Linked DNA regions of Homo sapiens: region 2 is linked to region 1. A link is a loop called in an ENCODE intact Hi-C map of the cell type or tissue named here. Cell type or tissue: heart left ventricle. All regions are shown on one strand. Each heading gives the region's core, and the rest is flanking DNA. Links, peaks and the distances in the headings are about the cores only.

Evidence for each region. Hi-C counts contacts between places; a loop is a spot of excess contacts. Peaks named below come from ENCODE experiments on the same cell type or tissue, not always from the same donor. Only the 100,000 strongest peaks of a DNase experiment are listed, where the experiment ranks them.
Region 2: it touches region 1 in a loop (2.4-fold over the local background); 3 of 110 quality-filtered maps call a loop at or near these places.

The regions. Positions count from the first base shown.
Region 1 is chr12:20,273,053-20,277,460 of GRCh38, forward strand. No RefSeq gene overlaps it. Among named protein-coding and RNA genes, the nearest start is that of PDE3A, 93 kb to the right of the region's middle. In heart left ventricle, for the core only: no CTCF peak of the experiment used is centred there; no DNase peak of the experiment used is centred there; H3K27ac peaks cover 2,131 bases.
Region 2 is chr12:20,002,982-20,007,389 of GRCh38, forward strand. No RefSeq gene overlaps it. Among named protein-coding and RNA genes, the nearest start is that of LINC02398, 9.5 kb to the right of the region's middle. In heart left ventricle, for the core only: no CTCF peak of the experiment used is centred there; no DNase peak of the experiment used is centred there.

The sequences.
Region 1 (4,408 bases), core at 85-4,084:
TGACTAGATCTTCTCCTGAACACTGTATTGTCTTGTGCCTCATAGTATTCCATTAAATTCATTACATAAATGTAGAAAATAATTAAATCAATCATTTGAGAATTTGGGTAATGTCAATCAATCTCCCATAGGCTAAATACATATAAGTAGTTGAGAATGGTGATAGAATGTATAAAACTAGACACTGGTTCAAAAAGACTCTAACTAACAGGTGATTGCTGCTTTGTAAAATGCTACCTAAACACATCAGCTGATCAGTGCTGCATAACTACAAGCAAAGTTTACTTTATTCGGTAGTCTTGACATTAAAAAAAAAAATGTAGGAGGAATTTTGGAAAAGGCAGTCAAGGGCATCTAAGTGAACAACACAAATGACACAGAGACCATGTGCTAAAGTTAAGGCACATTAATCAAAATCATAACATATTAGATTCCTAATGTCTCAGTGTCCAACAGTGGAAGGACCTAGTAAAAGTTAGGAAGTATAATTGTGGCAAGTTTAACAGTCTAAAAATGAAGTGAGATATAGTATAGTTATTTCTTTTTTGAAGTCAGGCATAATAACCCAAAAGGCATCAGGGCCATTTAATATATAAGCAACGTGCCTGGAATACCTCAATGACCCCTTGGAGGCATTCCTACCTTACTCTAGAGAATTCTACCATTATTTTGATGATAATGATGATGCATGAAAATCTTTCATTCTGTTCACTTTTTTTCAGAAAAGCAAAAAATTTGTAATTTCTGAAAAATGGTTAAAACATAAAGTAAATAAATATTTTTTATATTAGAGCAATGTTTTCTTACTATAAAAAGAGTGTGTGTGTGGTTCAGTAACTAACTGCAAAAATCATTTCATTATGGCTTGGCATCCCCGGGATACAGTGATGAAAGAAATAATAAATAAGCCACTATGTGATGAATACTTGTCCAAATGAAAATGCCTCTGATAATACCCTTTTAGAGGACAGGAATGTTATTAAGCTAGTGAGAACATCTAGTCCAGTTCCAGCTAGGTGGGTCAGGGCCCATTCTGGTAGGCTGATGTCTGTGCCATACCAGTTGTTAAACGTACTGAATATCATTCCTCCAGCAGAACCTGACACCTCCTATTCAACATCCCTTCTGCAGCCGGTCCCCATTTCTGTACTGGCAATACCTCCATCCTAGTCTTAGCTCAGACTTCTCAACAGCACTCCGTGCTTGGCCAGAGTTAACAAAGACACAAATAACACACTGTGTCATCTTGTAGTAAACAGAGAGGCTTTCCATTCTACCATGTTACAGCTGTGGAATCTTGGGTGGCTAATGAGCTTCACTTTCCCTGAGCTCCCTCACTTTTTAAACAGCTTTACTGAGACGTAACTCAAATATGTATTAATCAGGATTCTAGAAAGAGAACCGACAGGATATGTGTGTGTATATGTGTCTGTGTATATGTGTATATACATATATGATATTTATATATATATATGTTATATATATATAACATATATAAATAGAGGTTTATTTTAAGGAATTGCTCATGTGATTGTGGAGGCCTGGGAAGTCCAAAATCTTCAGGGTAGGCTGGCAGGCTAGGGATACAGGGAAGAATTATATAGTTCACCTCCAAAGGCAGTCTGCTGGCAGAATTTCTTCTTGCTTGCGGGGGTCAGTCTGTTATTAAGGTCTTCAACTAATTGGATGAGGCTTGCTCACATTATGGGGGGAGTATTATGTCTGATTTACTCAAAGCCTACTGATTTAAATGTTAATGTAATCTAAAAATACCTTCACATCTAAAATAAATTTTCACCGAATATCTGAGTAGCATGACCTAGCCAAGATGACACATAAAATTAACCATGATACCATGCAATCACTCATTTAAATTGTATAATTTGATGACTTTTAGTATATTCACAGATACATGCAACTATCACTTCAGTTAATCACAGAACATTTTTATCACCCTCATAAAGAAACCCTGTACCCTTTATATATCATCTGCCTGTCTCCTCGTTTGCTCCAACCACAAGCAAACACTAATGTACTTTTTGTCTCTGTAGATTTGCCCATTCTGGACATTTCATATGAATGGAATCATGTAATATGTGGTCTTTTATGACTGATTTCTTTCACTTAGCATAATATTTTCAAGGTTCATCTGTGTTGCAGTGTGTATCAACACTTCATTTCTTTTTAGGGTTTAATAATATTTCATTTTTTTCTATACATCTGTTGATGGACATTTGGGTTGCTTCAATTTTTTGGCTCATATAAACAATGCTGCTATAAACATGTGCAAGTGTGTGTGTGTGTGTGTGTGTGTGTGTGTGTGTGTGTGTGTGTGTATGTACATATGTTTTCATTTCTCTTGGGAATATACCTAGGAGTAGAATTGCTGAGTCATTTGCTAACTCTAGTTTAATCATTCAAGGAATTTTCAGGCTATTTTCCAAAACATTTTACACTATTTTGCATTCCCACTAGCAGTGTGAAGGTTTTCAATTCCTTCATGTCCTAACATTTATTATCTAAATTTTTTATTCTAGCCATTATAGTGGTTGTAAGTGGTATCTGGTATCTGTCACTTTACAACTGTGATTTTGATTTGCATTTGCCTGATGACCAATGATGGCAAAAGCTAGCATCTTTTCATGTGGTTATTGATCATTGTTATATCTTCCTTAGAGAAATGTCTATTTAGATCCTTTGCTCATTTTTTAGTTATTTGTCTTTTTATTATTGAGTTATAAAAGTCCTTTATATATTCTGAATACAAATCCCTTGTCAAATACATAATTTGCAAAATATTTCCTGTCATTCTGTGGGTTGCCTTTTCACTTTCTTGATGGTGTCCTTTGAAGCACAAAAGTTTTACATTTTGATAAAGTCAAAATTATCTATGTTTTTTCTTTGTTGCTCATATCATATCTAAGAATCCTTTGCCAAATCCAAGGTCATGAAGATTTACTCCTATGTTTTCTTCTAAGAGTTTTATAGTTTTAAGTCTTATATCTAGGTTTATAACAAATTTTAAGTTAATTTTTATAGATGATATTAGGTAAGGACCCAAGTTTATTATTTTGCATGTGGCTATTCAGTTGTTCCTAGCACCATTTGTTGAAAAGACTATTCTTTTCCCATTCAATGGTCTTGGAACCCTTGTCAAAATCTATTGACTAATGACACATGATTTTATTTCTGGACTCTCAATTATATTCCATTAAACTATACATCTATTCTTGTATTAGTGTCACACAGTCTAGATTTCTGTTGCTTTATAGTAATTTTGTAATACTCAAGTGTGAAGTTTCCTACTTTTCTCCTCTTTTTTCAGGTTTGTTTTAGCTATTCTGTGTCCTCTGCAATTCCATATGAACTTTAGAATTAGCTTGTCAGTTTCTGCAAAGAAGTCTGGTGAGATTCTGACAAGAATTGCATTAGATCTGTAGATTAATTTGAGAAATATTGCCATCTTAACAGTATTAAGCCTTCTAATTCATAATCATGGGTTTTTCCCACTTATTTAGAGCTTCTTAAATTTTCAACAATGTTTTATTATTTTTAGAGTATACGATTTGCATTTATTGTATTTAATTTAGTCTAAGCATTTATTCTTTATGATGTTACTGTAAATGAAATTTTCTTAATTTCATTTTCAGATTGTTACAAATGAAGTCAATTCCTTTGGGAAGAGACTAGTAGCTATCTGCTTTGTGGCCTACCTCTTGCTTGGGCAAAACTTCTGGTCAAGGGCTCTAGAGCAGGAGGTGAGGACAATGGCACAATTAATTCTCTCTGGCTGACACCCTCTCTTTACAAGTTGAGTACTACGTGGAGGTGGCAGGCAGGCAGTAGCCTTTCTTCTCAGCTTGCTTCTTCTGTCATGGAACCACAACCTTATGAACTAGAGCGAGGTGATAGTGTCCCAGTGTTCCCATTGGCACTGCACTCAAGGTTAGGACCTCCATTACATGAGTGGGAGCTGGGCATTAGAAGACAACCCTCACCTCATAACAACACTCACCAGGAACTTAGCCTCAGCAACAGGTAGCTGGGGGCAAGATGAGAAAAGCTGACATCCTACTCCTCCCTGGAAGAAGGCCCTGTGCTCTTCGCTGCACCAGATTGAAGCGGAGTTTTTGGCTTGCTGAGCTGGGAGGAAGGAGAGAGGGAGTGGTCTTGGTTGAAATGCACCTGACTCCCACTTTTTTACAGGATTTTGTAGATTTTCTTAGATAGATGTTTATTCAGTTGTTGTATTCTTTTAGGACAATTTGCAGAGATTTCAAATGATTGAGTTTTTATAACTTTCACTAATTTCACAGGGGACCAGTTCTGCTAAGCTGTTCAAGCTGTCACAGTACTGTATGATAAGTATTTTAAAATTTTCTCGTTTTAAAATTAGGGTATATATTTT
Region 2 (4,408 bases), core at 141-4,140, 270 kb before region 1:
TGGGAATGCAGATATCTTTTTGACATACTGATATCATTTCCTTTGGATAAATACCCAGTAGTGGGATTGCTGTATCATATAATAGTTCTAAATGTTAATTTTTGAGGCATCTCCATACTGTTTTTCATAATGGCTGTACTCATTTATATTCCAACCAACAGTGTACAAGCGTTTTCTTTGACCTACATCCTCGCCAACACTTGCTATCTTTAGTTTTTTTGATAATAGCCATTCTGGGGTGAGGTGATATCTCATTGTGGTTTTAGTTTGCATTTCCATGATGCTTAGTAATATTGAGCATTTTTTATCATATACCTATTGGGCATTTGTAGGTCTTCTTTTAATAGACATTTAATAAATGTGCAAATAGAGGCAAAAATGGCTTCTTCTGCAGTGAGAGAAGAAAGTCAATAGATCCTCTAAGGGACAGAATTTGTTTCCATATCCACAGACAAGAACAATTTTTTGCATTGTCATCATTTATGTATAAGAGACGAAGTTGTAAAATAGCCCCCATAGAATCAGAATTAGAGAACCTGGAAGAGTGTGCTCTAACCAATGCACCATTTTCCAGCAAAGCACATTTTTTTTTTCTACAAACGAAACTCTTGGAACAAGTAGACTACACTTTCTGTCATTCCCATGTATGGAAGAATAAAAATGGCCACAAGTTATTTGCAGCTCCTTACGTCAAGAGTTGGAGTCCATTGGCTGGGTGTGGTGGCTCACGCCTATAATCCCAGCACTTTGGGAGGCTGAGGCGGGTGGATCACGAGGTCAGGAGTTCCAGACCAGCCTGGCCAACATAGTGAAACCCCGTCTCTGCTAAAAATACAAAAAATTAGCTGGGCGTGATGGCGGGTGCCTGTAATCCCAGCTACTTGGGAGGCTGAGGCAGAAGAATCACTTGAATTTGGGAGGGGAAGGTTGCCGTGAGCCAAGATCGTGCCACTGCGCTCTCTCTAGCCCAGGCGACAGTGTGTGACTCCGTCTCAAAAAAAAAAAAAAAAAAAAATTAAAAAAACACAATAAGATGGAGTCCATTTTCTTACTCCTTAAATCTAGACTGGCCTTGTGACTTGTTTTGATTAATAAAATGTGGCAGAAGTGGCCTTGTGCAACTTCTGAAGATAGACCCCAGGAGGCCCTGCAGCTTCCACTCTCGCTGTCTTAGAAAGCTGCTGCCCTGTGAATAAGCCTAAGCTACCCTGCTGGAAAGACCACATGGGGAGGACCAAGGTGATCCAGCCACACTCTGCCAACCACCAGATATGTCAATAAGGCCATCTTATACCATCCAGTCCTGTCCAAGCTGTCAACTGACTATAGCCAATAAGTGAGTCTAAGTGAGAGCAACAGAGGAGATGTCTCGCTGAACCTAAGTGAAATTATCAACCACAAAATTGTGAATGAATAAATCACTTTTAAGCCACTAAGTTCTGGGGTAATTTGTTATTCAGCAAATATGGTAACTGATACAGATTTCACTAAATGGTACCTTAATTTTTCCAATTCTTCATACCCCAAAGTTTAGAGTTACCTTACCTATTCTCCTTTTTTAATATCCGGCATCTGACTTATTAGCAAGTACTCTCAGCTCTTCCTTCAAAATATATCCCAAACCTGACTATTCTTTTTGCTACTTTGGTTTGTTCTAAGGGTTATGTTTTTTTAAAAAAATAAAAACTTTTATAAAATAGAAACAAATACTATCATTTTAGCTTTAAATATATACATTTTTATTATATTTATAATGCTTACAATATTGTACTGTAATTAACTGTATAAATGTATTTTCCCCAAGTCTATAAGCAGTTTGAGGGCAGTAGCCACACCGTCCTCTGTCAAGCACATCACACATTATTTTTGTAGTGGTAGTATTATGCTAGGTACATAGTAGGCTCTCAAGGAATCTCTGCTAAATAAATGAGTGGAAATGAAAGATAATAACATAGCAATTAAAGGTCTTATTAACCCATTTATTCTGGAGGTTGCAATTTTTTGAATTTTTGCGTGAGTGAAAAATGAGACCTTGGTGATGAGCTTGAGCAGTGGGATATAAATAACCCACACATGCGTAGTGTTCCAGTGTATTGTGCATTTTCTTGACATTGATTTTCCTAAGACTGATAGTGTTATCCTATTCCTAGAAAGCCTCTGCATACCCTTAGGCATATTCTTAGTTCCTCTTGTGGCTTTTGGTGGTTTTTTGAGTATATATTTCTCTGCTACACAGATTCCATACTCCTTGAATGATTCACCCTTGTATCTCCTATGTCACTGGGTGTAGTACTTTATACAGAGTAGGTGTTAATAAATATTTCCTGAATATCACTGAACTCTGTAAACTCAGTATTAAAGTGGAAAGCTTCACTGAAAGGATGAAAAATATTTTCCAAAGACTTGAAAGTCCTTGTTAAAAATATGAGACACCAGCCAAATAAATACATTTATATACATGCAAAAAGAAAAAACAAGAAAGTAAGCAAACCAACCAGCAAAATACAAAAAAGCAAATGATTTTTTTTTTTTAAATCAGGGAAAAATAAGCTTTTTAGAACAGCAGGCTTTTTAAAAACATGCCAAATACATGTTCTTGAATAGTGTATTTTGTCTTCTCATCTTGTTTCCTCAACTCCTAAAATATTAGTGTTAAGAATTCATTTCACTATTATTGGAATATTAGACTTTTACACTTTTGGAAATATCTAGTAAATTCTGAAAATTGGAGACATGAATTAATTTAATCTTTGCACAGCATGATTACCTCTTGTTAAGAAAGATATGAGTATAAACATTCTTTAAAAAAGCCTAGTCAATACCAAACTTTCTTGTGATAGAGACAGAATCACATATAGTATATATTTTTAAGAGTGCATTGTTATCTCTGAAATGTAATTTCCTCAAATCACAAAACTTATAGTTTCAATTATCTTGGAAGTACCCATCTTTTAACTATGTGAGCTTCTGCAAAGCACCACAATGTCTGTAGAAGTGGAATTCCTACCCAAATATCTGTTCTCCTGAAAGGCTGAAGAGGCTTTCCAAGGACTATACTAATACAGAATTTAAGACAATCAATATGTTGATTCTCAGCTTCCAAGTGCACTCTTTGCTATAATTAATAAATAAAAGTTTATGACTCTTCTGTGATGGAGTACAAGCTTTCTCATCTTACCTCAGGTATAAAATCCAACTCAGGGACAAAGGAACATTACACTTACTGGGATTGATGTTGAGAATGTAGATGACTCTGTCGACCCAGTAACAGACACATCCTTTTGTAAGATGTGGCAGTTTCCAATTCTTTGCTTTCAAAAAGTAAGTAAATAAATAAAAGGAGCTCCTACTCAAACTGTTAACTGATTGATCTGTATAAGTTTTGTCACCTGACTCAGAAAGACTTGACATTGCTCTCACAAAAGGTCTTCTGTTCCCAACTTCCATGTGCATAAGTTTTTCAGTGCTTAGATTCAGAAAATAGGAATAAAATTGTTGTATTCTAGCTGTAAGAAATTTTCATTCAGATACATGAGCTAATCTTTTTTTTTAAATGATCACCTATTTGAATAAGTGTACGAATACAATTTTATTTTTAGGTTTAAAAATAGTCTATAATATATGTTATTTTGATTGTATACTATTAATAACTACAGTAACTCAATTCAGAAAAAATATTTTAACCCTTACAGCCTCATGGCTGTTACATATTGTTATGTATGACTGATATAAACTGTTAAATTTGATATACACATATGATAGGGTTATAAGTAAAATAATTTTAAGCTTAAAACATATTAAATAAATTTGTTGAGGTTGAACAGAAGTATCAAGAACTAGTTTGAGATCAAAAAGAAAAATGCAACACTTCTGACTGTTAAAGAAAAATTATTCCTGTGTTTTTAAATGGATAATTGGTATCAAATCACTGTGAAATAATTCAGAGGAAACAAGAAATCAGTTGTGTGGAAACAACACGTGCTTTGGGACTTCAGTAAAAATTTGAGAGTTCCTTAGCACAAGGGCTGCCTCTTACTCAACTTTATGTTCTCATGCCTAGCAAAGGGTCTGATTCAAATTGTAGAAAACATTTAAAAAACCTCTCCTCATGAGCATCATCTGTTTCCTACCGCTCAAGTCTGGTCAGCCTGCCAGTGCTAGACAACTGTGTCAGGAGACCACTGCCATGCCTGAGCTCAATCTGTTCCTTCAACCTGCAGCCCTGGAAACTTGATCTTCTATGAACCTTGTCACTGATTTTTTTATTTCTTTGATTTTTCTCCAATAGCATTATTTGCAATGTTGTGCAAAACCCAAAACCAAACCCAAACCCTCGCTTTAAGTGCTTGCTAGATAAGTGAAAATGGATAAGTAAAAATAAAAAGTGCATAAAGGAATGAATAAATGA